Linked DNA regions of Homo sapiens: region 2 is linked to region 1. Evidence: chromatin loops called from intact Hi-C (ENCODE). Cell type or tissue: MCF 10A. All regions are shown on one strand. Each heading gives the region's core, and the rest is flanking DNA. Links, peaks and the distances in the headings are about the cores only.

Evidence for each region. Peaks named below come from ENCODE experiments on the same cell type or tissue, not always from the same donor. Only the 100,000 strongest peaks of a DNase experiment are listed, where the experiment ranks them.
Region 2: it touches region 1 in a loop (18-fold over the local background); 8 of 110 quality-filtered maps call a loop at or near these places.

The regions. Positions count from the first base shown.
Region 1 is chr10:37,482,754-37,498,163 of GRCh38, forward strand. No RefSeq gene overlaps it. Among named protein-coding and RNA genes, the nearest start is that of LINC00993, 180 kb to the left of the region's middle. In MCF 10A, for the core only: no CTCF peak of the experiment used is centred there; no DNase peak of the experiment used is centred there.
Region 2 is chr10:36,891,821-36,907,230 of GRCh38, forward strand. No RefSeq gene overlaps it. Among named protein-coding and RNA genes, the nearest start is that of ANKRD30A, 230 kb to the right of the region's middle. In MCF 10A, for the core only: a CTCF peak has its summit at 8,414 (motif pointing right); no DNase peak of the experiment used is centred there.

The sequences.
Region 1 (15,410 bases), core at 3,591-11,590:
TTTAAAAAACTTTTGTGTCATTTTCTATAGTTTCCAATTGCCATAATTGTCAAGTGTGGCTTTTATGTTTCTGAAGGCAGTAAACAGAGTTGTTTTATGGCCTGTGTCTAAGAATTCTCATTTCTAAAGTCTCTGTGAGCCCGTTTGCACTCTTGGCTGTTCCTGCCATCCTAGCTCTTAATGTCTTGTTTTATTTCTTTTTCTTTCTTTTTTTTTTTTTTTGCGACGGAGTCTTGCTCTGTCACCCAGGCTGGAGTGCAGTGGTGCAATCTCTGCTTACTGCAACCTCCACCTCCCTGGCTCTAACAATCCTCCTACCTCAGCCTCCCGAGTAGTTGAGATTACAGGTGCACGCCACCACGCCTGGCTAATTTTTGTATTTTTAGTAGAGACTGGGTTTCACCATATTGGCCAGGGTGATCTTGAACTCCTGGCCTCAAGTGATCCATCTGCCTCAGCCTCCCAAAATGCTGCAATTACAGGCATGAACCAACAAGCTGGGCTGTAATGTCCTGCTTTCTTGAGTACCTGAATTATGTTAGATGGTATTGGGCATTACATATGTATGAATATATATGTATATACGTGAATAATGGTGGAGTCTTCCAGATAGGTTTTTAGCTGTGTCTGCCAGTGGGGCACCACCAGTCTGGAACCACCTTAATCCAAGTTCAAAGTTTGAGACTCCTGGACCTCCCAGATGATCTGAACTTGTCTGTGAGCCTGAGGGCTGCATACTTGCCCTCCTCCCTGACCCTGCGGACCCTGCTTGACATGGGGAGTGGTGTATCTGAATCCCTAAATTTGGCAGACCCTGGGCTTTGAATTGTGTTCTTTTACCCTGTAAGACTATGGAAAAAACAGCTCATTTTCAAAGCTATTTTTTTCCAGATTGAAAAATGCCTTAGGATAAAAGCTTTGTGGGCTGGGCGAACCTCTTCTGGGTTTGTCCTGGCCTCAATTTTGGCAGATGTTTCTTCACCACTTTATTATCATTTTGATCCTCTTAAGGAAATTAAACAAATCTTTCAGCTGGCTTTTTAAGTTGTCTTTTGTAGAAGAGTTTATCTAAATTACTTAACCTGCTGTTAGCAAGGGAGAAGTACCAGGTGACCTAGGTTCAAATCCCAGGTGTGTGTATCACTTACAGCTGGCTGGTGTCAGCCAAGTTTGTTTGCTCATCTATCTGATGCACACATTAAACCCGTACCTACTTGATGTCGTGGCTGTAAAATTTAAAAGTGAACATTGTTTTTTATAAAGGGATATAGTCACAGATTTATTTATTGTGTGTGTCCCACACTAGAATGTCAATTCCAAAAGAATGGCACTTCACAGCCTGGTGTGGTGGCTCATGCCTATAATCCCGGCACTTTGGAAGGCTGAGGCAGGCAAATCACGAGGTCAGGATTTCAAGACCAGCCTGGCCAACGTGGCAAAACCATGTCTCTGTTAAAAATACAATTAGCTGGCTGTGGTGATGGGCACCTATAATCCCAGCAACTCAGGAGGCTGAGGCATGAGAATCGCTTGAACCCGGGAGGCAGAGGTTGCAGTGAGCCGAGATCACGCCATTGCACTCCAGCCTGGGTGACAGTGGGAGACTCTGTCTCAAAAAAAAAAAAAAAAGACAAGTGGCACTTCACCATTATTTGTTATTTCCCTAATAATGCCTGATACATAGTAGATGCTCAATCAGCATGGACTACAGGAAGGGTTACTTTGTAAAGATAACCAAGTACTTACCCAGAAAACATGTATGTAGGCTGTGTACAGTGGCTCATGCCTGTATTTCTAGGTTTCTGGGAGGCTGCTGTAGGACCACTTGAGGCCAGGAGTTTGAGACCAGTCTGGGCAACATAGTGAGACCCCATCTCTACAAGAAGAATTTTTTAAAAAATTTACTGGGCATGGTGGCATGCATCTATAGTCCCAGCTACTCAGAAGGCTGAGGCAGGAGGTTCACTTGAGCCCAAGAGTTTGAGGCTGAAGTGAGCTGTGATGGCACCACTGCACTCCAGCCTGGGTGACAGCAAGATCTTGTCTCTGAAACATTTTTTGTAAAACCAAGATTTGAACTTGGATTAAGGTGGTTCTAGAAGGGTGGTGCCCCAAGGCTTGGCAGACAGAGCAAGAAAAAAAAAATCCCCGCATGTATTTAAAGATAAAACCATATCAGAAAACTGCATTCTTGGGGATCAAGATCAAATCTTCATATCAGCATCTACTATCTATGTAGAAGGTCCTGTTCCCCTTTGTTAATTTCTAAACCTGGTTGTTAGATTAATACAATCATTGTTATTTCGTTTTAATTTTTTACTTGATATGATTTTTTTTTTTGAGACAAAGTCTTGCTCTGTCACCCAGGCTGGAGTGCAGTGGCAAAACCTTGGCTCACTGCAACCTCCACCTCCCAAGTTCAAGCAATTCTGCTGCCTCAACCTCCTGAGTAGCTGGGATTACAGGCACATGCCACCACACCTGGCTAATTTTTGTATATTTTAGTAGAGGTGGGATTTCGCCATGTTGGCTAGGCTGGTCTTGAACTCCTGACCTCAGGTGATCCGCCCACCTTGGCCTCCCAAAGTGCTGGGATTACAGGCAAGAGCTACCGCGCCTGGCCCCCTGATATGATTTTGAACAGGATCTTTATCTTCAGTGAAATGCTGATACTCCATTTCTTTGTGGAAACAGTCTTGACTTGTTGGGCACTTGGGCTGTTTCCAGTTTTGGGCTATTAGAGATAATGTCAGCTTCTTTGTCTACTGACGAAAGTGAAAATGGTGAAATGTGTCTATAGTCGAACCTTGACACTGTGTTCAGGCTCATTTTGGATGTATCTTTCAGTGCTTGAAGTTTGGCATCCTCTATAGTATAAACAAGATCAACAAAAATTGATTCCTGAGCCTCCTTCAGTGCTTGAAGTTTGGCATCCTCTATAGTATAAACAAGATCAACAAAAATTGATTCCTGAGCCTCCCAAGGGAAAAATTCAGACGATTTCCAAAGGAGATCAAAGAAAGATGTTCAATATAGAATTCAGGGTCACTGTGGAATCTTAATGATAAACTTTGGTATTTCCTTTGACCAAAATTATTTTAATAAATGCTCTAGCAATCACTGCCACCGGTACATTTTTTTTTTTTTAACCGAGGAGTGATTTAGGAATGGTAAGGTGATTTGCCTTGAGCCATAGAAGCTGGGGTGCTGACTGACTCATTCTGTATTCTGCAGCTTTTTAGGTAAAGAATTACCATGAATTTTTCCTTTTTTTTTCTTTCGAGATGGGGTCTCACTCTGTCACCCATTTAAGAGTGCAGTGGCACCATCATGGCTCACTGCAGCCTCAACCTCCCAGGCTCAAGCAATCCTCCCACCTCAGCCTCCCCAGTAGCTGGGACCAAGGCGCATACCATCATGCTCAGCTAATTTTTTGTATTTTTGGTAGAGATGGGGTTTTGTCATGTTGCCCAGGCTGGTATCACTCCTGGCCTCAAGCAATCCTCCCATCTTGACCTCCCAAAGTGCTGGAATTACAGGTGTGAGCCACTATGCCTGGCCAAGAATTACTATAATTTTATAATCAGAACAATGAAGTAACCAAAGTATACTTTTATTTGATGCTCAAATAAAACTAATCAAGTGATCTTGTTTTACAAGTGAAAAAGTCATGACAACAACAGTAGCTACTATTTATTGTCTGCCTTTGGTTTAGGTGTTTTACAGTCACTCACTGTCTATGTTCTTAAAACAACCTGGCAAAGTAGATAAAAGATGCTTCCTGACTTACATGATTCCGGTCTGTCCCAACAAACCATTGTAAGTTGAAAATGCTTTTATTTCATTAATTAATTAATTAATTTGAGACAGAGTCTCTCTCTGTCACCCAGCTGGGGTGTAGTGGCATGATCTCTGGTTACTGCAACCTCCACCTCCTGGGTTCAAACGATTCTCCTGCTTCAACCTCCCGAGTAGCTGGGATTACAGGTGTGTGCCATCACACCTGGCCAGTTTTTTTTATTTTTAGTAGAGACAGGGTTTCACCATGTTGGCCAAGCTGGTCTCCAACTCCTGACCTCAAATAATCTGCCCACCTTGGCCTCCCAAAATGCTGGGATTACAGGCATAAGCCACTGTGCCCAGCTGAAAATGCATTTAGTATAACTAACCCACCCAACATCACATCTTAGCCTGGCCTAACTTACATGTGCTCAGAACACTTACATTAGCCTAAAGTTGGGCAAAAACATCTCACCCAGAGCCTATTTTATACTAAAGTGTTGATTTGGGAGACCGAGGTAGGTGGATCACCTGAGGTCAGCAGTTGGAGACCAGCCTGGCCAACATGGTGAAACCCCGTCTTTACAAAAAATACAGAAAAATTAGCTGGATGTGGTGGTGCACACCTGTAATCCCAGCTACTCAGGAGGCTGAGGCAGGAGAATCACTTGAACCCAGGAGGCAGAGGTTGCAGTGAGCCGAGATCGTGCCATTGCACTCCAGCTTGGGCAACAAGAGCAAAACTGTGTCTCAAAAAATAATAAATAAATAAAGTGTTGAGTGTCTCATGGAATGTATTGAACATTGTACCAAAAATGAAAAGTGGAATGTTTTTATAGGTACGCAAAGTACCGTTTCTTTTTTTCTTTTCTTTCTTTTTTTGAGAAAGAGTTTCGCTGTCTTGCCCAGGATGGAATTCAGTGGTACAATCACGGCTCACTGCAACCTCCATATCCTGGGCTCAAGTGATTCTCCTGCCTCAGCCTCCTGAGTAGCTGAGACTATAAGCACTCACCAACACGCCTAACTTTCGTATTTTTAGTAGAGACAGGGTTTTGCCATGTTAACCAGGTTGGTCTTGAACTTCTGGGCTCAATTGATCCACCTGCCTCAGCCTCCCAAAGTGCCGGGATTACAGGCATGAGCCACCACCACACTCAGCCTCAAAGTACAGTTTCTACTAAATGCAGATTGTTTTCACATCATCATAAAGTTGAAAAATTATAAGTTAGGCTGGGCGCGGTGGCTCACACCTGTAATCCCAGCACTTTGGGAGGCTGAGGCAGGTGGATCACCTGAGGTCAGGAGTTCAAGACCAGCCTGGACAACGTGGTGAAACCCTGTCTCTACTAAAATACAAAATTAGCCAGGCATTGTGGTGGGCACCTGTAATCACAGGTACTTGGTAGGCTGAGGCAGGAGAATTCCTTGGACCTGGGAGGTGGAGGTTGCAGTGAGTTGAGATTGTGTCATTGTATTCCAGCCTGGGCAACAAGAACAAACTCCATCTCAAAAAAAAAAAAAAAAAAAAAAAAGAAAAGAAAAATAATAAGTTAAATTATTGTAAGTAGAGTACGATCTGTACTACTGTTATTTCCATTTTCCAGGTAAACAAAACTGAGGCTGAGAGGAGTTATGCAACTTGCTGCCCTTAAGGCCACAAAGCTAGAGCGTGGTGGAGGCAAAACAGTAGTGCCTAATTTACCACTTGCTTATTACCACTGAAAGAAAAGATGACATTTCCAGGTGTTTTGGGTGCTAATTCAATTCTTAAGTGTTTGTTTAGGATCTAGCAATGTTTGTCCCCCAGGGTAAGGGGTAGGGTATCTTAAAAGGTGACAAGTGGTATCCTTATATACAAGAGAGATTTTATCTTTTATCTCAGCCTTTTTTTTTTTTTTTAAGAGACAGGATCTCAGTCAGTCACCCAGCCTGGAGTGCAGTGGCATGACCTCAGCTCACTGCAACCTCTGCGTCCTGGGTTCAAGCGATTCTCATCCCTCAGCCTCCCAAGTAGCTGGGATTACAGGAGTGTGCCACCATGCCCGGCTTTTGTATTTCTAGTAGAGACGAGGTTTCACCATGTTGGCCAGGATGGTCTTGAACTCCTAACCTCAAATGATCCACTCACCTCAGCCTCCCAAAGTGCTGGGATGACAGATGTGAGCCACCGTGCCCAGCCTCAGCTTTTATGTCTATAAAATAGAGCTTTTACGGCTGGGCGTGGTTGGAAAATAAAAGATGTGAAACTATCCTCGGCTAGTATCCATCTGCCCCTTCTCTCAACCATGCATCATTTGTCACTTGCGGGGAAGGTGGAGGGAAGATCAAGATGGCAGATGGAGGAAGAGAGGACTTGGAAACCCTCGTTTCTTCTGATTTGCCTCTGACTTGAACTGAAGCTCATGCTCCCGTGAACCTGGAAACATTTTGATTTCTGGAAGGAGCTGCGTGCAGAAAGTCTGACTGGACCAAATTAAAACTTTGGGTTTTAGGTAGGCACAGCCACAAAAAAGTTGAAATTGGCATGTCTTGTCCAAGGCTACCTATCAATACAGAAATAGAAGTGGCTCTCTGGCCTGGCTGTCTGGGATTGTGATGCCTCATTGTGGGGCCTGCCTGTAACTGAAGGTTCTGCATGAGTCACAGATCTCCCTGGTGCAGGGCAGCAACCCAGTGGCTTGGTTAACTGGGGAGGGAAAGAGAGAAGTTTTTGTTTATGATCTCATTCCAATCAGAATGTTTCCAGACACCCAAATATTTGATTTGAGCCTGATTGCTAAGAGACCTCCCACTGGGACCAGCTGCCTGCAGGCAGGAGGGCAGTATTGGCGTCATTTCCGATTTCTGCCAATTTATTTTGAAACCAGAAAACCTAGAACCTCGGCCTCCTCAAGGCAACCAGGGGGAGAGGAGAGATCTGAATCAGAGGAAATACAGAGAGAAAAACCCGCTACCAGCGGGAGAGGAGAGATCTGAGTCAGAGGAACTACAGAGAGAAAAACCTGCTAATCTTCTGCCAGGGAGCTGTAGGAAGGTTTGGGATAGAATGATGACATCGTGCTTACTTACTTCATGGGAAATAGGTTGGTAGGGTAATGAAGAAGAAATTGAAGCTTTGTGCTTAGAAATGCAAGTTTCATCTTGAAGAAACCTCAGGGATTCCATAACAATGCTGGATTTCTGACTAATAACTGGGCGTCATGAAGGCTGCCCTGATTCACATTTGGAACCATACACCCAGATCTTGGGTTTTAATTGCCTAGTGACTTAAACCCCTTAGGGAAATGGCAGGATTAACACTGTCATGTGTAAGCCTGTGCAGGGTCAGTGCAAATGGGAGAGGTGGGGAAACCTGCTTCTGGCTTCCCTCCTTTCTCAGCAGAAGGCAGACAGCTGAAGGGAAAAGGCTTCACATCTGTATGGTATCAATGAACATTGGGCTTTCCCACACTAGTAGCAGCAGAACAGAAACTCTGGATGTGACCTCTATCCCCAGTGCCACTCTCAGGACCAAGTCGTGATAAATACAGACCTATAACTTTTTCCAGGGTTTTGTTGTTGTTGTTGTTGCCCAGGCTGGAGTGCAGTGGTGCAATCTCGGCTCACTGCAACCTCAAACTCCCAGATTCAAGCTATTCTTGTGCCTCAGCCTCCCATGTTGCTGGGACTGCAGGCACATGCCACCGCACCTGGCTAGTTTTTGTATTTTTAGTACAGATGGGGTTTCACTATGTTGGCCAGGCTGGTCACGATCTTCTGACCTCAGGGCAGGAGAAATTGGATGTCCCAACTCCAACAATCAGGCAGGAAGGGAAAAAGGAGCAAATTCCTCTTTCCTCCATCTGTTTGCTCTATTCAAGCCCTCAATGGATTGTTCAATGCCCTCCCACACTAGAGAGGGTTTTCTACTTCACCGTGACCCCATGGTGCGGTCAAGTTAACACATAAAATGACTCATCACAGTCTTCCTCTCAATGACATTCTGCGGAGCAGGACAGCACAGTGGGTTTTGCTTTCAGATGCAACCTTATTGCAGGCTCCACTCTTTTCTGATGAGCCATGTGATCTTGGGCAAGTTCTGATGCCTCAATTTCTCCAGCTGTCAAAACCTATCCTGATATAAATTGTTATACCATAAAGACAAATGCACTCATAGGTTCATCGCAGTACTATTCACAAAAGCAAAGACATGGAATCAACCTAGATGCCCACCAATGGTGGACTGGATAAAGAAAATCTGGAACATATGCACCATGGAGTACTATGCAGCCATAAAAAGAACAAAATCATGTCTTTTGCAGCAACATGAATGGAGCTGGAGGGCACTATCCTAAGTTAATAACACAGGAACGGAAAACCAAATACTGGCCAGACGTGGTGGCTCACACCTGTAATCCCAGCATTTTGGGAGGCCAAGGTGGGTGGATCACTTGAGGTCAGGAGTTCAAGACCAGCCTGGCCAACATAGCAAAACCCCATCTCTATTTATAAAAATATAAAAATTAGCGGGTAGGTGGTGCATGCCTGTAATCCCAGCTACTCAGGAGTCTGCGTCAGGAGAATCGCTTGAACCTGGGAAGCGGAGGTTATAGTGAGCTGAGATTGCACCACTGCACTCTACCCTGGGCCACAGAGTGAGACTCCATCTCAAATAAAAATAAAAGCAAATACTGTATGTTCTCACTCATAAGTGGGAGCTAAACATTGAGTACAGATGGATAAAAAGGGAACAACAGACAGCAGGGCCCACTGGAGGGTGGAGGGTAGGGAGAGGGTGAAGATTAAAAAACTACGTATCAGGCTGGCATGGTGGTTCATGCCTGTAATCCTAGCAATTTGGGAGGCCAAGATGGGTGGATCATTTAAGGCTAGAAGTTCGAGACCAGCCTGGCCAACATAGCAAAACCCCATGTCTACTAAAAAAAAAAAATACAAAAATTAGGCCAGGTGCGGTGGCTCATGCCTGTAATCCCAGCACTTTGGGAGGACAAGGTGGGTGGATCATGAGGTCAGGAGCTTGAGACCAGCCTTACCAACATGGTGAAACCCTGTCTGTACTAAAAATACAAAAATTAGCCAGGTGTGGTGGTGGGCACCTGTAATCTCAGCTACTCAGGAGGCTGAGGCAGGAGAATCACTTGAACCTGGCAGGCAGAGGTTGTAGTAAGCTGAGATTGTGTCACTGCACTCCAGCCTGGACAACAGAATGAGACTCTGTCTCAAACAACAACAACAACGATGAAGAAAACTACCTACCACATATTATGCTGATTACCTGGGTGACAAAATTATCTGTACACCAAACCCTTAGAACATGCAACTTAGCCATGTGACAAACCTGCACATGTACCACCTCAGCCTAAAATAAAAGTTGGAAAGAAAAAAAACCACGCTATCCTGAAAGAAGTATTTGCTGGGTTTTAAAAGGATGGGTAGTAGTTTGGCACTTGGAAAAAAAAAGTCACGGGAGGGAGCTTTAAATTAAATATGGAAATAGGAGACAGAGGGACAGGGCCTGGGTCTAGCACCATATGGGCCACCCAGGAACTAGCTTGTAAATCCCTCTGATTTGACTTTTATTTTTTTAGAGGAAGTCTCACTCTGTTGCCCAGCTGGAGTGCAGTGGCATGATCTTGGCTCACTGCAACCAACCTCTGCCTCCCAGGTTCAAGCAATTCTCCTGTCTCAGCCTCCCAAGTAGCTGGGATTACAGGCACATGTCACCACGCCTGGCTAATTTTTTTGTAGTTTTAGTAGAGATGGGGTTTCACCATATTGGACAGGCTGGTCTCAAACTCCTGACCTTAGGCAATCCACCTGCCTCAGCCTCCCAAAGTGCTAGGATTACAGGCATGAGCCACCGCGCCTGGCCTGGATTGACTTTGAAGGGCTCAAATCAAGTTTGCTTGACTGGGAAACAAGATGAGAAAGGAAATGCATGCACAGTTCCATGAACAAGGAAGTCTGGAAACCTAGAATGAATAGTTTGAACGTGATATGGAAGGTAATGGAGAATCACCAATGCAGTGCCCATCTGGGTCTCATGGTTACAGAAGGCATGAAATCAGCAGGCTCTGTCATTTCCATCTTGCAAACCAGCAAAAGATACCCTTACCATGTGGAATACTTAAGTATTAAATCCAGGGAGAATGTCCCTCAATAGATAAGTTTTTGCTGGTGAAGTCTGTGTGCCGAGAAATTCTGCAAGACATGCTTAAATTTGTTCCCCAGTCTTTGGTTAAATAGACCATGTCATCCAAGGTACCAACAACTTGCTTCCACCACGGAAGCTATTATGTCAGTGGTGCTGCATGATGACAGATATCCTTGCTAATGAGGAACATTGGCATGGAGGAGAAGGCCACTCCAAATAAGATGAATTGCTGCAGATGGAGAGCCAAAGTCTGCATGGAGATCTTGAATATTCCATAGGCTGTTCAGCCAAAATCTGTCTCTTAGTTTTTCAGTAATGATAGATGACAAAGCCTGGGGTAAAAATAAATCCACTTTCATGTTAGTTGTTTCTGGCTGGTTCAGCGGGAAACAGCATCGTTAACCTTCAGGGGACTGGGGGATGCCTGAGATCTGGAAGCTGGGGCCTCTTTAGGAGGAATGGTTGGGGAAGGCTGAGGGGCTAGAGAGTCACCCTAGGCTAAGTTCCTCCTCACTGTTCTCTTTTCTTAGTTATTGTGTAAATTTAATCAGGAGAAAAGCTCTTGTCAAGGCTGGTAATTGAAACATCTTTCTTAAATGCATCAGTTTAAGGCCAGCGATTGCATTAGGTCAGGTGTGGGGAAAAGAAAGAGAGCTCAGACTGTTACTGTGTCTATGTAGAAAGAAGTAGACATAAGAGACTCCATTTTGTTCTGCACTAAGAAAAATTCTTCTGTCTTGAGATGCTGTTAATCTGTAACCCTAGCCCCAACCCTGTGCTCACAGAGACAGGTGCTGTGTTGACTCAAGGTTTAATGGATTTAGGGCTATGTAGGATGTGCTTTGTTAAACAAGTGCTTGAAGGCACTATGATTGTAAAAGTCATCACCACTCTCTAATCTCAAGTACCCAGGGACACAACACACTGCGGAAGGCCACAGGGACCTCTGCCTAGGGAAGCCAGGAATTGTCCAAGCTTTCTCCCCATGTGATAGCCTGAGATATGGCCTGGTGGGAAGGGAAAGACCTGAACATCCCCCAGCCCGACACCTGTAAAGGGTCTGTGCTGAGGAGGATTAGTAAAAGAGGAAGGCCTCTTTGCAGTTGAGATAAGAGGAAGGCATTTGTCTCCTGCTCGTCCCTGGGCAATGGAATGTCTCAGTGTAAAACCTGATTGTATGTTCCATTTACTGAGGTAGGAGAAAACCACCTTAGGGCTGGAGGTGAGACATGCTGGTGGCAATACTGCTCTTTAATGCACCAGCAATACTGCTCTTTAATGCACCGAGATGTTTGTATACATGCACATCAAGGCACAGCACCTTTTCTTTACCTTGTTTATGACACAGAGTTCACATGTTTTCCTGCTGACCCTCTCCCCACTATTACCCTATTGTCCTGCCACATCCCCTCTCCAAGATGGTAGAGATAATGATCAATAAATACTGAGGGAACTTAGGTCTCAGTGCCAGCTCGCGTCCTCCGTATGCTGAGCGCCGGTCCCTTGGGCCCACTTTTCTTTCTCTATATTTTGTCTCTGTGTCTCTTTCTTTTCTCAGTCTCTTGTTCCACCTGACGAGAAACACCCACAGGTGTGGAGGGGCTGGCCCCCTTCAGTAAGGTACCTACATTTCATCCTGAGTACAGTTGTCATCCAAGCACCCCGCAGACTGGTTTATGTCCATCTGAGGTGTAAATTCCACAGAAACCTCAATTGGTGAGCAGTGGAAAAAGCAGTTGGACCTGAAATGCTGAGAGGCACTTAGCATTTGCCTCGAAACATTTTGGATGGGTATTTTCCCTTTATCCTTCCTCCATTTTCAGAAATACTTGGAGAAGTAGAAGACCCACAGTGGCCCAATAGCGGCAATATCATTAAAAAATAAAAATAAAAAGCTACAAGTCATTCACCTTTATAAAATATTGGTCTTTACTTACAGGTCTAAAATTAATTTTTTAATATTTTTTTTTTAGACAAGGTCTCACTCTGTTGCCCAGGCTGGAGTGCAGTGGTGCGATCTCGGCTCACTGCAACCTCTGTCTCCTGGGTTCAAGCGATTCCCCTGGGTCAGCCTCCCGAGTAGCTGGGACTACAGGTGCCTGCCACCATGCTCAGCTAATTTTTGTATTTTTAGTAGACACGGGTTTCGCCATGTTGGCCAGGCTGGTCTCAAACTCCTGACCTCATGTGATCCACCCACCTCGGCCTCCCTAAGTGCTAGAATTACAGGCGTGAGCCACTGTGCCCAGCTGGGTCTATACTTTAAATAAGAAAACTGCTATATGTTTCTGGTGTTAAGAGTCCAAAAGTTTGGGATCAGAAGAGTTAATGTCCACAGTTCCAAGGCATTCACAGGGAATAACATATTGGCAGCATCTTTCTACTTAATAGATTTTCTTGGCCAGACGCAGTGGTTCACACCTGTAATCCTAGCACTTTGGGAGGCCGAAGCGGGCAGATCACGAGGTCAGCAGTTCGAGACCAGCCTGGCAAACATGGTGAAACCCCATCTCTACTAAAAATACAAAAATTAGCTGGGCGTGGTGGCAGGCGCCTGTAATTCTAGCTACTCAGGAGGCTGAGGCAAGAGAATCACTTGAACCCAGGAGGTGGAGGTTGTAGTGAGCCCAGACCATGCCATTGCACTCCAGCTGGGTGACATAACAAAGAGACTAGTGATATTGTTCCCTTTCTCTATGAATCTGTTGAAATTTGAACTTGAAAGAGACGATTTAGGGTATCTGGTGGAAGAAATGTCTAAGCATTAAACCATTCAAGAGGAGGCCTGGTTTCTTCTAAATGCCTAGCTCATTTGCATAAACAAAGAAATGACCTGAAACTAGAGCTTATATTTATAACAGAAGCAGAGCATAAAGTTTTGGAACATTTGCAGCTCCACCTTGTGGTAAAAAAGAAAAATCCATTTTCTGGGGAGGACTTCAAGGCTGCAGAAATTTGCATAAAGAAAGAAGAGCTGAATGTTAACAGCCAAGACAATGGGGAAAATGCCTTCAAGGCATTTCAAAGACCTTTAGGACAGCCCTTCCCATCACAGGCCTGGCAGCATAGGAGGGAAAAAATAGTTTTGTGGCCCAAGTCTAGAGCCCCAGTGCTCTGTGCAGCTTTGGGACATGGTGCCCTGTGTCCCAGCTACTCAAATTCCAGCCATGGCTAAAAGGGGCCAACTTATAGCTTGGGCTGTTGCTTCAGAGGGTGCAAGCCCCAAGTCATGGTGGCTTCCTCGTGGTGTTTGGCTTGTGGGTTAGCAGAAGGCAAAAGCTGAGGTTTGCAAGCCTCTGCCTAGATTTCAGAGGATATATGGAAATGCTTAGAGGTCAAGGCAGAAGTCTGCTGCAGGGGTATAGCTTTCATGGAGAACCTCTATTAGGACAGTGCGTGAGGAAATGTGGACTTGGAGCCCCCACAGAGTCCCCACTGGGGCACTGCCTAGTGGAGATGTAAGAAGACAGCCACCATCCTCCAGACCCCAGAATGGTATATAAACCTACAGCTTGCACCATGCACCTAGAAAAGCCACAGACACTCAATGCTAGCTTATGAAAGCAGCAGCTGGAGCTGTACCCTGCAGAGCCACAGAGGCCAAGCTACCGAAGGCCTTGGAAGCCCAACCCTTGCATCAGTATGGCTTGAATTTGAGACATGGAGTCAAAGAAAAGCATTTGGGAGCTTTAAGATGTAATGACTGCCCTGCTGGGTTTCAGACTTGCATAGGGCCTGTAATCGCTTGGTTTTGGCCAATTTCTGCCTTTTGGAATGGGAGCATTCACCCAATATCTGTAACCCTATTGTATCTTGGAAATAACTTATTTGGTTTTGATTTCACAGGCTCATAGGTGAAAGGATTTGCCTTGTCTCAGATGACACTTTGGACTTGGACTTTTCAGTTAATGTTGAAATGAGTTAATACTTTGAGGGGGTTTGGGGAAGGCATGATTGTGTTTTGAAATTTGGGGAGGACATGTGATTTGGGAGGGGCCATTGTTGGACTGATACAGTTTGGCTCTATGTCCCCATCCAAATCTCATGTCAAATTGTAATCCCCATGTGTTGGATGAGGGGCAAGGTGGGAGGTGATTCAATCATGGGGGAAGACTTCCCCATTGCTGTGCTTGTGATAATGAATGAGTTCTCATGAGATCTGGTCATTTCAAAAGTGTGTAGTGCTTCCCCCTTCTCACTCTCTTTCCTGCCACCACGTGAAGATGTGTTTGCTTCCCTTTCACCTTCTGCCATGATTGTAAGTTTCCTGAGGCCTCTCAGCCATGATTCTTATATAGCCTACAGAACTGTATAAAAGGTGAGTCAATTAAACCTCTTTTCTTCATAAATTTTCCAGTCTCATGTAGTTCTTTATAGCAGTGTGACAATAAACTAATACAGAGGGAAATAATGAAATAACATCACTCTATCTCTCTGCTTTCTCTGGAAAGAATACATAATACAACTTAGATTGTTACTAATGCTTTAGTAAAATAAATTGAAGCTCAGGCCCTTCAATTAATGAAAGAAGTGGCATTGAGGTTGAATCCCAACTATTGGTGTTATGCAGGTAAAGAGAATGTCATAACCACATTTGCATTTAGTTTTCCAATTATGCCTGAATTCTGGAGAATGGACAGGAGATCATCAAAATGGAAGACAAGAAGATCATATAGGATAGCCTAGAAGTAAAAGGCCAGTTAATAAGACATGTTTGAAATAGTTTACGTGGAGAAAGAGAATACTGCTGGAAAAATGTAGCAAGATGGGTGGAAAAATCTGATGTCTATAACTGGTAATTATGAGGCTCAATATCTGATTTTATTGAGCTTGGCATGTGAATATATGGTTTCCAGGAAAGAGTCAAAATGAGTCAAAAATGATTTATAGGTTTCCAGTATGGGCAACTCACAGAAACAGAGAGGGTCATGTTATTGACTGAGGTAAGGAATGATGGTGAAAGTTTTAATCACATTTATATTTAAGAACCAGCAAGGTATTAAAGTCGAGCTCTCCATTGGGCATTTGAATATATGAGTATGCATTTTCGAGTTTTAATTGGAAATACAGATATTGGTATTGTTGAAGCCTGAAAATAAATCATTACCCAAAACTTTTAAATGAAAAAAAGAAAGGTGATTAACTTTATACTAATATTTAAGGTCAGAAAAAAAGGAGCAAGTATAAAAAATACCAAAGAAACATCAGAGACCTAAGAAGAAAGGCAACATAGTACCACAAAAGCCAAGAAGAGCATTTTATCAAGAACAGAGGAGCCAAGTAGTAAGTCAAGTAGGATAAAAACTATATGAGTCAATTAACTTTAAATGTGAAGGATTTACTTCATATGTTGGACTTGGACTTTTAAGTTAATAAACTTTAAACTTTTGATAATAAACGTTATTCTTTTCAAATTATAGGTTGAGAAGTTGCATCACATATTGTATAGAGCAAACAACTTGTGAAATTGCTC
Region 2 (15,410 bases), core at 4,920-12,919, 590 kb before region 1:
GTGCTCGAAAGAAGCCCAGCTAACCTGATACACAAGTTCTGGGAAACTGGCCATTTTTCCCAATGGAGGGTGATGGCCCTTGGACTGTCTCTCGTTAAAGGGCAATGGCCAGGTGTTTCCCATCTATGACCAGTGACATGGACCTGGCAGGAAAGGACTCCTGCTGGCTTAAGTGTTCCCTAGGCTGCTAGTAGGTGGCATGAAGGCCACAGGGGACCGATGGCCCCTAATACGCATGCAAGTGCATCAGTTTGTAGTACGTGTGGTATTTTCATTGAGTTTTGGGTAATGTTTATTTTATACATATATATGTATATTTATAAATTTATTTTAAATATATGTATTTATATATAAATATATATAATTTTACCAAATATCCAAATTTATTCCTTCATAAGAATATGTATATTTTATGTTTTCTAATCACCTGCATGAAAAAACACCAAAGTAGGCTGGCAGAGAGTGCAGCAAAGATCTATGTCTACACATCTGTATTTCTATTTATATGTTCATACACATGTTTACATGCTACATACTTCCTTATACCTTTAAATGTAAACACATTTATATGTGTGAATATATTTATTTCTAGTTATTATTTTTAGTTTTAAAACAAATATTATTTTTGATAATACATGATTATTGCAGAAAATATGGAAAACAGACTATTATTGAAAAGTTAAAAATCCCTCATGTTCACTATGCAGAGATAATCATAGTTGGAACTCATGACTCCTTCCAGATGTATTTCCTCACTCTGAATTATGCTTATTGTACAAAAACATACAATGCCAATATATCAACCATAAAAACATACTTTTAGAAAATTAGAATACTGAATTTATATTTTTTTCATATATTGTGACTATTTCCTTTATCTATAATGATAAGACACAAGGCCTTTCCAAAGTACAAAAAGAGACTTTGAAATATAAAAATAGGTGAAAAAACATGAACAATATAAAATGATGAATAAACAAAGAAATTCTTACCATTTCACATGAGGAATCTTTAGTTTTCACAGATTGCAAACTTCTAGAGTACCCAAATATAGAAAAGTATGAAATGGAAAAAAAATAAAACTTAGGAGTAAAATATTTGATTAAATTAGTTACTAAGCAGAATTTTTTTAAGTTTTTTTAATTATTATTAAACTTTAAGTTTTAGGGTACATGTGCACAACGTGCAGGTTTGTTACATATGTATACATGTGCCATGTTGGTGTGCTGAACCCATTAACTGGTCATTTAGCATTAGGTATATCTCCTAATGCTATCCCTCCCCCCTCCCCCCACCCCACAAAGTCCCCTGTGTGTGATGTTCCCCTTCCTATATCCATGTGTTCTCATTGTTCAATTCCCACCTATGAGTGAGAACATGCGGTGTTTGGTTTTTTCTCCTTGCGATAATTTGCTGAGAACGATGGTTTCCAGCTTCATCCATGTCCCTACAAAGGACATGAACTCATCCTTTTTTATGGTTGCCTACTATTCCATGGTGTATATGTGCCACATTTTCTTAATCCAGTCTATCGTTGTTGGACATTGGGTTGGTTCCAAGTCTTTGCTATTGTGAATAGTGCTGCAATAAACATACGTGTGCATGTGTCTTTATAGCAGCATGATTTATAATCCTTTGGGTATGTACCCAGTAATGGGATGGCTGGGTCAAATGGTATTTCTAGTTCTAGATCCCTGAGGAATCGCCACACTGACTTCCACAATAGTTGAACTAGTTTATAGTCCCACCAACAGTGTAAAAGTGTTCCTGTTTCTCCACATAGTCTCTAGCACCTGTTGTTTCCTGAGTTTTTAATGATCACCATTCTAACTGGTGTGAGATGGTATCTCATTGTGGTTTTAATTTGCATTTCTCGAATGGCCAGTGATGACAAGCATTTTTTCATGTGTTTTTTTGGCTGCATAAATGTCTTCTTTTGATAACTGTCTGTTCATATCCTTTGCCCAATTTTTGATGGGGTTGTTTGTTTTTTTCTTGTACATTTGTTTGAGTTCATTGTAGATTCTGGATATTAGCCCTTTGTCAGATGAGTAGGTTGCAAAAATTTTCTCCCATTCTGTAGGTTGCCTGTTCATTCTGATGGTAGTTTCTTTTGCTGTGCAGAAGCTCTTTAGTTTAATTAGATCCCATTTGTCAATTTTGGCTTTTGTTGCCATTGCTTTTGGTGTTTTAGACATGAAGTCCTTGCCCATGCCTATGTCCTGAATGGTATTGCCTAGGTTTTCTTCTAGGGTTTTTATGGTTTTAGGTCTAATATGTAAGTCTTTAATCCATCATGAATTAATTTTTGCATAAGGTGTAAGGAAGGGATCCAGTTTCAGCTTTCTACATATGGCTAGCCAGTTTTCCCAGCACTATTTATTAAATAGGGAATCGTTTCCCCATTGCTTGTTTTTGTCAGGTTTGTCAAAGAACAGATAGTTGTAGATATGTGGCATTATTTGTGAGGGCTCTGTTCTGTTCCATTGGTCTATATCTCTGTTTTAGTACCAGTACCATGCTGTTTTGGTTACTGTAGCCTGGTAGTATAGTTTGAAGTCAGGTAGCATGATGCCTCCAGCTTTGTTCTTTTGGCTTAGGATTGACTTGGCAATGCGGGCTCTTTTTTGGTTCCATATGAATTTTAAAGTAGTTTTTTTCCAATTCTGTGAAGAAAGTCATTGGTATCTTGATGGGGATGGCATTGAATCTATAAATTACCTTGGGCAGTATGGCCATTTTCGCGATATTGATTCTTCCTATCCATAAGCATGGAATGTTCCTCCATTTGTTTGTATCCTCTTTTATTTCATTGAGCAGTGGTTTGTAGTTCTCCTTGAAGAGGTCCTTCACATCCCTTGTAAGTTGGATTCCTAGGTATTTTATTCTCTTTGAAGCAATTGTGAATGGGATTTCACTCATGATTTGGCTCTCTGTTTGTCTGTTATTGGTGTATAAGAATGCTCGTGATTCTTGCACATTGATTTTGTGTCCTGAGACTTTGCTGAAGTTGCTTATAAGCTTAAGGAGATTTTGGGCTGAGACGATGGGGTTTTCTAGATATACATTCATGTCATCTGCAAACGGACAATTTGACTTCCTCTTTTCCTAATTGAATGCCATTTATTCCCTTCTCCTGCCTGATTGCCCTGGCCAGAACTTCCAACACTAAGTTGAATAGGAGTGGTGCAAAAGGGCATCCCTGTCTTGTGGCAGTTTTCAAAGGGAATGCTTCCAGTTTTTGACCATTCAGTATGGTATTGGCTGTTGGTTTGTCATAGATAACTCTTATTATTTTGAGATACGTCCCATCAATACCTAATTTATTGAGAGTTTTTAGCATGAAGGGTTTTTGAATTTTGTCAAAGGCCTTTTCTGCATCTATTGAGATAATCATGTGGTTTTTGTTTTTGGTTCTGTTTATATGCTGGATTACGTTTATTGATTTTTGAATGTTGAGCCAGCCTTGCATCCCAGGGATGAAACCAAATTGAACATGGTGGATAAGCTTTTTGATGTGTTGCTGGATTTGGTTTGCCAGTATTTTACTGAGGATTTTTGCATCAATGTTCATCAAGGATATTGGTCTAAAATTCTCTCTTTTTAGTTTTGTCTCTGCCAGGCTTTGGTATCAGGATGATGCTGGCCTCATAAAATGAGTTAGGGAGGATTCCCTCTTTTTCTATTGATTGGAATAGTTTCAGAAGGAATGGTACCAGCTCCTCCTTGTACCTCTGGTAGAATTTGGCTGTGAATCCATCTGGTCCTGGACTTTTTTGGTTGGTAAGCTATTAATTTTTGCCTCAATTTCAGAGCCTGTTATTGGTCTATTCAGAGATTCAATTTCTTCCTGGTTTAGTCTTGGGAGAGTGTAAGTGTCAAGGAATTTATCCATTTCTTCTAGATTTTCTAGTATATTTGCATAGTGATGTTTATAGTATTCTCTGATGGTAGTTTGTATTTCTGTGGGATCGGTGGTGATATCCCCTTTGTCATTTTTTATTGCGTCTATTTGATTCTTCTCTCTTTTCTTCTTTATTAGTCTTGCTAGCGGTCTATCGATTTTGTTGATCTTTTCAAAAAACCAGCTCCTGGATTCATTGATTTCTTGAAGGGTTTTTTGTGTCTCTATCTCCTTCTGTTCTGCTCTGATTTTAGTTATTTCTTGCCTTCTGCTAGCTTTTGAATGTGTTTGCTCTTCCTTTTCTAGTTCTTTTAATTGTGATCTTAGGATGTCAATTTTAGATCTTTCCTGCTTTCTCTTCTGGGCATTTAGTGCTATAAATTTCCCTCTGCACACTGCTTTGAATGTGTCCCAGAGATTCTGGTATGTTGTGTCTTTGTTCTCATTGGTTTCAAAGAACATCTTTATTTCTGCCTTCATTTCATTATGTACCCAGTAGTCATTCAGGAGCAGGTTGTTCAGTTTCCATGTAGTTGAGTGGTTTTGAGTGAGTTTCTTAATCCTGAGTTCTAGTTTGTTTGCACTGTGGTCTGAGAGACAGTTTGTTATAATTTCTGTTCTTTTACATTTGCTGAGGAGTGCTTTACTTCCAACTATGTGGTCAATTTTGGAATAGGTGAGGTGTGGTGCTGAAAAGAATGTATATTCTGTTGATTTGGGGTGGAGAGTTCTGTAGACGTCTATTAGGTCCACTTGGTGCAGAGTTGAGTTCTTGTTATCCTTGTTAACTTTCTGTCTCATTGATCTGTCTAATTTTGACAGTGTGGTGTTAAAGTCTCCCATTATTATTGTGTGGGAGTCTAAGTCTCTTTGTAGGTCTCTAAGGACTTGCTTTATGAATCTTGGTGCTCCTGTATTGGGCTAGCTCTTCTTGTTGAATTGATACCTTTACCATTATGTAATGGCCTTCTTTGTCTCTTTTGATCTTTGTTGGATTAAAGTCTGTTTTATCTGAGACTAGGATTTCAACCTCTGCCTTTTTTTGTTTTCCATTTGCTTGGTATATCTTCCTCCATCCCTTTATTTTGAGCCTATGTGTGTCTCTGCATGTGAGATGGGTTTCCTGAATACAGCACACTGATGGGTCTTGACTCTTTATCCAATTTGCCAGTCTGTGCCTTTTAATTGGAGCATTTAGCCCATTTACATTTCAGGTTAGTATTGTTATGTGTGAATTTGATCCTGTCATTATGATGCTAGCTGGTTATTTTGCTCATTAGTTGATGCAGTTTCTTCCTAGTCTTGATGGTCTTTACAATTTGGCATGTTTTTGCAGTGGCTGGAACTGGTTGTTCCTTTCCACATTTAGTGCTTCCTTCAGGAGCTCTTTTAGGGCAGGCCTGTTAGTGACAGAATCTCTCAGCATTGGCTTGTCTGTAAAGTATTTTATTTCTCCTTCACTTATGAAGCTTAGCTTTCCTGGATGTGAAATTCTGGATTGAAAATTCTTTTCTTTAAAAATGTTGAATATTGGCCCCCACTCTCTTCTGGCTTGTAGAGTTTCTGCCGAGACATCAACTGTTAGTCTGATGGGCTTCCCTTTGTGGGCAACCTGACCTTTCTCTCTGGCTTCCCTTAACATTTTTTCCTTCATTTCAACTTTGGTGAATCTGACAATTATGTGTCTTGGAGTTGCTCTTCTCGAGGAGTATCTTTGTGGCATTCTCTGTATTTCCTGAATGTGAATGTTGGCCTGCCTTGCTAGATTGGGGAAGTTCTCCTGGATAATATCCTGCAGAGTGTTTTCCAACTTGGTTCCATTCTCCCCGTCACTTTCAGGTACACCAATCAGATGTAGATTTGGTCTGTTCACATAGTCCCATATTTCTTGGAGGCTTTGTTCTTTTTATTCTTTTTTCTCTAATCTTCTCTTCATTCTTCATTTCATTCATTTCGTCTTCCATCGCTGATACCCTTTCTTCCAGTTGATCACATCGGTTACTGAGGCTTGTGCGTTCGTCAGGTATTTCTTGTGCCATGGTTTTCAGCTCCATCAGATCCTTTAAGGACTTCTCTGCATTGATTATTCTAGTTTTCCATTCGTCTAATTTTTTTTCAAAGATTTTAACTTCTTTGCCGTTGGTTCGAACTTCCTCCTTTAGCTCGGAGTAGTCTGATCTTCTGAAGCCTTCCTCTCTCAACTCGTCAAAGTCATTCTCCGTCCAGCTTTGTTCCATTGCTGGTGAGGAGCTGCGTTCCTTTGGAGGAGGAGAGGCGCTCTGATTTTTAGAGTTTCTGGTTTTTCTGCTCTGTTTTTTCCCCATCTTTGTGGTTTTATCTACTTTTGGTCTTTGATGATGGTGATGTACAGATGGGGTTTTGGTGTGGATGTCCTTTCTGTTTGTTAGTTTTTCTTCTAACAGTCAGGACCCTCAACTGCAGGTCTGTTAGAGTTTACTGGAGGTCCATTCCAGACACTGTTTGCCTGGGTATCAGCAGCGGTGGCTGCAGAACAGCAGATATTGGTGAACCGCAAATGCTGCTGCCTGATCGTTCCTCTGGAAGTTTTGTCTCAGAGGGGTACCCAGCCGTGTGAGGTTTCAGTCTGCCCATACTGGGGGGTTCCTACCAGTTAGGCTACTCGGGGGTCAGGGACCCACTTGAGGAGGCAGTCTGCCCGTCCTCAGATCTCAAGCTGCATGTTGGGACAACCACTTCTCTCTTCAAATCTGTCAGACAGGGACATTTAAGTCTGCAGAGGTTATTGCTGTCTTTTGTTTGTCTGTGCCCTGCCCCCAGAGGTGGAGCCTACAGAGGCAGGCAGGCCTCCTTGAGCTGTGGTGGGTTCCACCCACTTCGAGCTTCTGGGTCACTTTTTTTACCTACTCAAGCCTGAGCAATGGTGGGCGCCCCTCCCCCAGCCTTGCTGCCGCCTTGCTGTTTGATCTCAGACTGCTGTGCTAGCAATGAGCAAGGCTCCGTGGGCGTAGGACCCTCCGAGTCATGTGCGGGATATAATATCCTGGTGTGCCGTTTGTGAAGCCCGTTGGAAAAGCGCAGTATTAGGGTGGGAGTGACCTAATTTTCCAGGTGCTGTCTGTCACCCCTTTCTTTGACTAGGAAAGGGAATTCCCTGATCCCTCGCACATCCTGGGTGAGGCGATGCCTTGCCCTGCTTCGGCTCATGCATGTTGCGCTGCACCCACTGTCCTGCACCCACTGTCTGGCATTCCCCAGTGAGATGAACCTGGTACCTCAGTTGGAAATGCAGAAATCACTGTCTTCTGTGTCACTCACGCTGCAAGCTGTAGACTGGAGCTGTTCCTATTCAGCCATCTTGGCTCCACTCCTCCTATTTCTAGTTTTTTCTTAGGTGATGCCCTGTATGAGTGAAACACTTCAGACTAGCAGACTGGGCTGCACTGTTTCTGCGGATCAGTGATTTTAAAACACTGAGACCCCACTGAGTGTTGATCCTCTGGTCTCGTGAGAAGATGCAGCTTCATGTTGGATGTCCAGATCAGAGACACTATTTCCCTTGGTGTTTGGGCCAGCTTGCACACACACTTGTGGAGATCAACAAAGAGTGCTGACCAACTGTGTTGGCATGAACGGGAGCATCAAAAACCTACTATACCTGATCAAATTAGGTGTTCTTCCATTCAATTTCTACCTGGTCACTGTCTTCCTGAGCATCAAATAACAGAAGAGATCATCCATTTTTTTGGCTTGTGTAGCCATGCATTATCCAGCCTTGTTTTGACAAGCACAAGCCAGACAAAAAGCTAACAGTGTTCCCAGCCCAAGGCCTGAGGATGGTCAGTAGCATCCCCACTTGAGCAAGTTCACTTGAATCCAGCACAATGAACTGCCTCAACCACAAGCTGGGCCCTAGTTTTGGGACATGCATTATTCATCCAGCTGGGAAGGTAGTGCCCAACACTCTACCACTGAACTGTTCTTCCTTGTCAACCACCTACATTGCAGTCCAGGGGTTTTGTTAAGCCAGACCCCTGTTTCCCTGCTGCTCACACTGGTGTGAGGTCTCAGGCACATGGCTCTCCTGCTGCCTTTCATCCAGGTGTTCCTCAGGCTGCCATAAGGAGTGCTGTAGACCCACTAGACTGCCCTAACAGGCTTTCTCAGTCTGCGTCCAGAAAGTCTCAAGGGCGCCCTGCGTGGTCCTCCTCTGGACCTGCTGCCCCTCTGGCCCTGTACCACCGTAACCCCCCACAACTGCACTGCCCCCAGCGCATTCTGAAAAATTCTGAAGAGGAAAGCCTCTTCTTCACCCACCTGATGTGGGACACCATTGGATGCATCCACCTTACATACTCAAAACATGGGCACCTAGCCTCATTGAGAGGTTCTGGAGGTGTGGGCAGCTTTTCTACTAGAGGGAAATGGCTGCTGGGCATGCTCTGGTTAAAGGTCAATGGCCAGGTATTTGCCAACTATAAAATGTCTTATAAAACTGGCAGAAAAAACTCCTGTGGGCTTGTTTGCTCCCTGTGCTGCCACAAGGTGGCAGAAAAGCAGAGTGTCTTCCAGAGAACTTGGAAGTACATCTGGGGTGTGTGTGTGTGTGTGTGTGTGTGTGTGTGTGTGTGTATGTGAGATCCTCCCAGTGAAAGTGCATCTGTGTGTGTGTGTGTGTGTGTATGTATGTGTGTTTATGTGAGATCCTCCAGGGAACGTGGAATCACATCTGCTTTGTGGGGTTATGTGTGATTATGTGAGATTTGGGGATTTTTAAAAATAAATATTTATCTTTATATATATATGGAGAAATACATGTTCATGCATGTAATTACGTGTAGTATCTCTAGTTAGATATAGCTAAGTTGCCTCTCACCTACATGAAGAAACACCATCTTTCACTATAAGACAGCATCACAGAGTTTATGTTTAAACATCTCTATTTTAATTCTTATTTACTTATATGTTTACCATATATTTACATATGGTATATATTTGTTTATATATTTAAAAATATACACATTAATGTGTGTGTGTATCGGTTTCTTTCTAGTTCTATTTTGGCTGGTGCCCTCTATGTGTAAAAAACTCTCTGACTGACAGAGTGAGCCACACTGTTTCTCCAGATCAGCGATTTTAGATTTTAACATCTAAATGTCTCACCCTTTTACCAGCAGTTTGAATATCCAACCCATAATCATCTTCCCAAATCGAATTCTGTATAGACTCTCAAAATATGTCTCTCATTTCCTCATGCCAACTGCATACTTCAGAATTTATTAAACTGCCATAGAAAATAATATTACATTTAATTTAATTTCAAGGACATCTTCTAGCCTGCCTGAAATTAGGCCCCTTTCCCTCTAAGGTATTCCTGCCTGAGAGGTGCACCTTGGGCCTCACGTGTGCTCAACACAAGTTGCTCAGTTTTGCTCCCCTTGCTCTCTGCTCCCTGATGACCCTCCTTCATAGAAATGAAACTCCAGTGTACCCAGAAGTTTTTCTTCTTTACTTGTTCCAATGAAAGGAGGCAAACCATCCCAAAGAACCAAAGGTCAGGTTATAATATTAATAATTATTTTATTGAAAGTCTGACTGTAACAGAAAAGAAGTACAGGGCAGGAAATAAGTTACACCTCAGGCCCAAGCCAGGAAAAAACTTGGCCTGCCTTCCCCATTCGGACTTTCTGCCTCACCCCTGACCTGCTTCCAGTGGCTGGGCCTAGTTTACCAGCTTCTTCTGGAAATGCCTTAGAAATCTCAAGAGCTCAGAGTGAAAGTCAAACTAACTCCTGGCACCAGAAGGAGAAGGTGACTTTTCTTCATTCTAATCTGGAGTCTTCTCTATCAGCTTGTTAGGGCCATCATAATATAATACCACAGACTAGATGGCCAAAACAACAGAAATCTATTTTCTCTCAGTTCTGCAGACTAGAAGTCTGATATCAATGGATTGGTTTCTTTTGAGGTCCCTTAACTTGGTTTCCAGATGGCTTCCTCACTGTGTCCTCACCTGGTCATCATCCCCCATTCTGTCTTCTGTGTCATAATGGCCTCATCTTAAGGGACACCAGTTATATTGCATTAGGGCCCATCCCAATGATGTAATTTTACCTTAATTACCTCTTAAAGGCCCTGTCTTCATATACAGTCACATATATGAGGGGACATAATTCAGCCCGTAACACCTTTCTTCTGAGTGTTCATTTTCTGCTGCAGGATGGTTTTTGTTGGAATGACTGATAGTATTAATAGGAATAGCCATTCCCTTCACAGGTGACCTTATCCCCATGTATAGGAGTATGCTATAGCCCTGTAGTTTCAACTGAAAAAAAACAGCCACATGATAGTCAGAAATAAGTATGTTATCCAAAGCTTCCAGTCTTAACTGATAACACATTTTGCTACGAATTGCTTATTTTGGCTATACTACAACACATATAGGCCTGCTTCTTTTTAGTTTCTCAGTTTCAAAGGTTTGTAGCATCTCCAGGTCACCTCTTCACCATTGCACTTATCATATAATATTGTATCTGTTTACTTGTGTGTTTTCTCAAGTAAACTGTGAACTCCTTTAGTAGGACTGTATTAGGCCATTCTTGTATTTCTGTAAAGAACTACCAGAGACTCAATAATTTATAAAGAAAAGGGGTTTAATTGGCTCACAGTTCTGCAGGCTTTATAGGAAACATGGTGCTGGCATCCGCCCAGCTTCAAGGAACGCCTCAGGAAGCTTACAATCATGGCAGAAGGCAGGGGGGGAGCAGGCACATCATATGGTGAAAGCAAGAGCAAGAGAGAGAGAGAGGAGAGGTAATGAGGGAAGGTGCCACACACTTACACAGCCAGATCTCAGAAGAACTTCCTCACTATCACGAGGACAGCACCAAGGGCATGGTGCTGAACTCTTCATGAGAAATCTACCCTCATGATCCAGTCACCTCCCACCAGGCCCCACCTCCAATACTGGAGATTACATTTCAACATGAGATTTGGGCAGGGACAAATATCCAAACTATATCAGGGACTGTGTTTTATGGATTGTGGAGCTTTTAATGCAGTGTGCAGCACACAATCGGTGCATAGTAGGTGTTTAGTGGGATCACAGCTCTGCGTTCATGTAATGCTTCATTCAATAAGCACATATTGAACACCAACTCCTTCCTGGGCAGCATAATAATGTAGGAGAAAAAGTAACTCATGGTTTACCTGCCCTTATCTCTCATAATACTCAGTCCAACAATCCCAAGATAAGTTAATAGGTACTGTCTCCTTTTATATCTGTGTTTCCTCATGGCATTAGAATTGTCATAGGTATGAAAAATTCACTTTGAGTGGTACAATGGATAGAACTATCAAATTAGAACAAGGAGATTAACTGTCTGTTCTAGCTGGACCATGAATCTCTAAATTCTAGTCTCTACCTCTGCAGATTTAGGAGCTGGCCATCTTTTATGTGGCTTCCAGCTTGGACAGTCTATATTATATAGAAAATGTTGACATTATTTTGAGATGAACTTCTTGCGCAATTTCATCTGTATCACCTGACTGAAGGTCTGAATGCTAAACACTAAACTATAGAGGGACAATAGACTAGTACCCCAGAAGGAGCCCACAGGTTTTGTTACTCTTTTAATTGAAGGCATTTCACAATTTTAGTACAGTCATTTGTTTCACGCCTGAGTGATTTAGAATAACTCCTTTTGGTATTCCCAAAATAGGAGCAAAAAGAAAAACAAAAAGAAATCCTCCTCTGCTTGTCCTATTGGAAAATCTGCTCCTATTATATACCAGAAAGAATGAAAGACTGTATTGTTATTTAAGTTGCAGATATAAATTTTATTATGCAGTTTTGCATAAGATGTCTATAATTTTTAGGGTAGAGCAATCTAACCGAGACTCCAAGATTTTTCCTATCAGCTTCTGTGGTTGGCCTTCATATCACCAGGCCCAGGTGGTCTGAGGTACTAGAAGGTTCTGGTCTGAGCTGGCAGAACATCTGCCTTGTATTACCCTGGCTTCAAAAGGTGTTCCAGGGGTCAGATGTCACAGAAAAATCATGAGTTATGAGGCTGATGTGACAAACCTATAACTCTTAAGAACAGACAGAGAACTGACAATAATCATATTCTGAAAATATGAGACAATCTTTGTGGGAGATAAAAAAATGACCAGCTTATGAAGTCTTAAAATAATCAGTACACTGGCATTTTTTATCCTTCCCCCAAGTTATCCCCCATAGAGTAGGTTCATCCATAAAATTCTGTGATCCATAAGTCACTTGTATTTTATATATAGCCCAGTGATTTTTTAATAAATGGTTTGCCTTTTGGTTTGTAAATAATTTTAAACTTACAGAAAAGGTGTAAAAAAAAGGTAGCACAAAAAGCAGTCAATACCCTTTACCCACACTAAGCTATTGTCAACATGTTACTACATTTGATTTATAACTTCTGTATACTTTCTGGACATTTATTGATAAATCATACAAATTATGGACCTTTAAACCTAATGATATCAATATAGTTTTCTAAGAAAAAGAAGATTCTCTTAGTGACAATACAGTTATTAACTTCTATAAATGTAATAATGATAACAAAATTTTTATTTAATTTACTTTCTGTATTCAACTTTTTTCAAATGGTCCAAGTACATCTTTGATAGTGTTTTTTCCCTGTCAATACCATTTTCAGTCTTGAGTTGGGCATTACATTTAGCTACCATGCTTCCTTACCTTTCTCTCACCTGCAGCATTCCACTGATTTCTGTTTTTTTTTTTTTGACATTTACATTTTTAAGAACACAGTCCCTCCCCTTTTCTTTAATAAGGGACAGGGTGCTCCCCTCTATTAAAAAGAGTGCTCCCTATTTGTTATTTATCTAATGTTTTCTCATGATTAGATTCAAGTTATGTGATGTTTTGTCCTTCTCAGGGTATCACATCTAGAGGCATATAATGTCTAACTTCTCATTAGTCATATTAACTTTGATTACTTATTCAAGGTGTTTTCCAGTTTCTCCCATTGTGTGATTGCTATTTTCTTCCTTTGCAACTAATAAACAGCTGGTGAGGACATTAGTTAGGATCATAAAAATACCCTGTTTATCAAGAGAATTTTCACCTAGATTTAGCAACCTTTGATCCTTTCATGATTCTTGCCTGATACAGTTTTTTCTTTCTCCCAATGATGAGTGTAAAATGGAGATTTTGAAACGCTAGCACTTTATCCATATACATTAGTTGGCACTCAGGTTTCTACTGCAAGCAAAAGTCTTCCCTTTTGTTTTATATATCTATCATCTATGTTATCTCTATATCTATTTGTTTAAATGTATTTGAACTTAAGTGTCATCTCCCTCTAGTCCATATTGTATTATTCTTTTTTTTTTTTTTTTGAGATGGAGTCTCGCTCTATCGCCCAGGCTGGAGTGCAGTGGCACCATCTCAGCTCACTGCAAGCTCTGCCTGCCAGGTTCACGCCATTCTCCTGCCTCAGCTTCCCGAGTAGCGGGGACTACAGGCGCTCACCACCAAGCCCGGCTAATATTTTGTATTTTTAGTAGAGACGGGGTTTCACCGTGTTAGCCAGGATGGTCTTGGTCTCCTGACCTCGTGATCCCCCCGCCTCGGCTTCCCAAAGTGCTGGGATTACAGGTGTGAGCCACCGCTCCTGGCCTGTTGTATTATTCTTATACCAAAATGCTAACTTATTTTTGAAAAAGGAAAAAGCTTATTTTTTTAAAAGAGCTAGTAAATTTGTAATCTAATTTAAACATTAACTTGTTAATTAGCTCCTTGTTATGGTAATTAACGTGCAGTTTATGCTATGAAGTGACTTCATGCTATAGATTGTGCTTTCAAGGAGATCACATTCTAGGGAAATATATAAGTATTCTAGAAAATAATTTACCATCACCTTGTATTTTTATTAAAGATCAGTGAAAATATGTGATGTTTAGACTGTTGTTTCTGACTTAATAGGAAAATGCTGATATTTCTATATGGATGGAAGACCTTATCCATAAATTTTCATAGATAAATAGAAACATTGCAATCAAACTCATCCTTCTTCAAAAAGATGAGGGAAAAAAGCTCACTGATGTCTTTCTGTATCTTTCTTAAGCTGTACAGTCATGTACTGTATAACAATGTTTTGGTCAACTGTAAGCCACATATATAATGGTAGTACCATAAGATTATAACGCTATATTTTTACTGTACCTTTTCTATGTTTAGATTCACAAATACTTACCATTGTGTTACAGTTGCCTACAGTATTCAATACAGTAGCATGCTGTACATGTTTGTAGCCTAGGAGCAATAGGCCAGACCATATAACCTATGTGTTTAGCAGGCTACACTATCTAAGTTTGTGTACGTACACCCTAAGAGATTTGCAACAATGATGAAATTGCCTAATGACACCTTGCTTAGACTATAGCCCATCATTGTGCAACACATGACTGTATTCAGAAAAAAGAAAGCTCCTAAAATAAGATACATGAATGATTAAGCAGTGGTGTTTTAGTAGGATTTACAGTGATAAATTATATTTATCTTGATCATTTACATGATAGAAATTCTCTTTATGATAGGGATAAATGAGCTAAAAATTGGAAACATACATTTTATAGACACTATTTCTAAAAACTTGAAACTGGGGGTCTCTGCATTTTTACAGCTGTGACCTTGACTAGTGCTGCCTTTCCCATCTTCCTGTTTATCAAATGGCCTAGAACATTAGTGTAATAGTGTAGAGTTTGGGCAGATGGGATCAGAACTAACACAGACTGAGCAATTCTGAAATCCTAGGCTTGGCTGTGATTTCTTCTGCAACTATGTGAGACAGACATTTGTACTTATTAAATAGATGAGGAATCCAAGTTTCAGAGGAAGAAGTGCCTTGGCAAAGATTGTAGAGCTAGTAATTGACTTTGCCCAGGACAGACTCAGTTCCTGCCAGAACTCTGAGTTTTCTTCACTACAGAGGTGTATGAGATTTTGGATATAAATCCATGGTAACTAGATATTAACTCTTTTGCAACTGTCTTGCCAAGACTCCAGGAGTATCATCAAAGAAGAGCCTACAGATGAAGATTGTCAAGGGGCACCTGTCCCAATTCCAGAGAAAAGCCTAATCCAAGGCTTACAAATCAGTGTGCATTGTGCATTATGCTTTCAAACTGCTTTCACATTCATCATTTAATTTGATCAGCAATGAATTTTATTAAGAAGAAAATTGTTTTATTAAATAGTTAACTTTATTTGCTTTCATTATACTAAATACACAAGATGAGAGCACAGAGGATAATACACAAATCTACCAGGCTAAGGCCCTGGCTGGTTGACCCATTCTATTGCTTTTGATCTACTTCTTTTTGAGCCTCCGTCAAAGCAATCATATTAAGCTGTGCTGTGTATGATGCCTTGAGTCTCTTGGCTGCTGTAGCCAACCAGGTGCTGCCTGCCACTTGATAATTGGTCCAGTGTTTGCATATGGGTCTTGACAGATCCATCCTCATAATA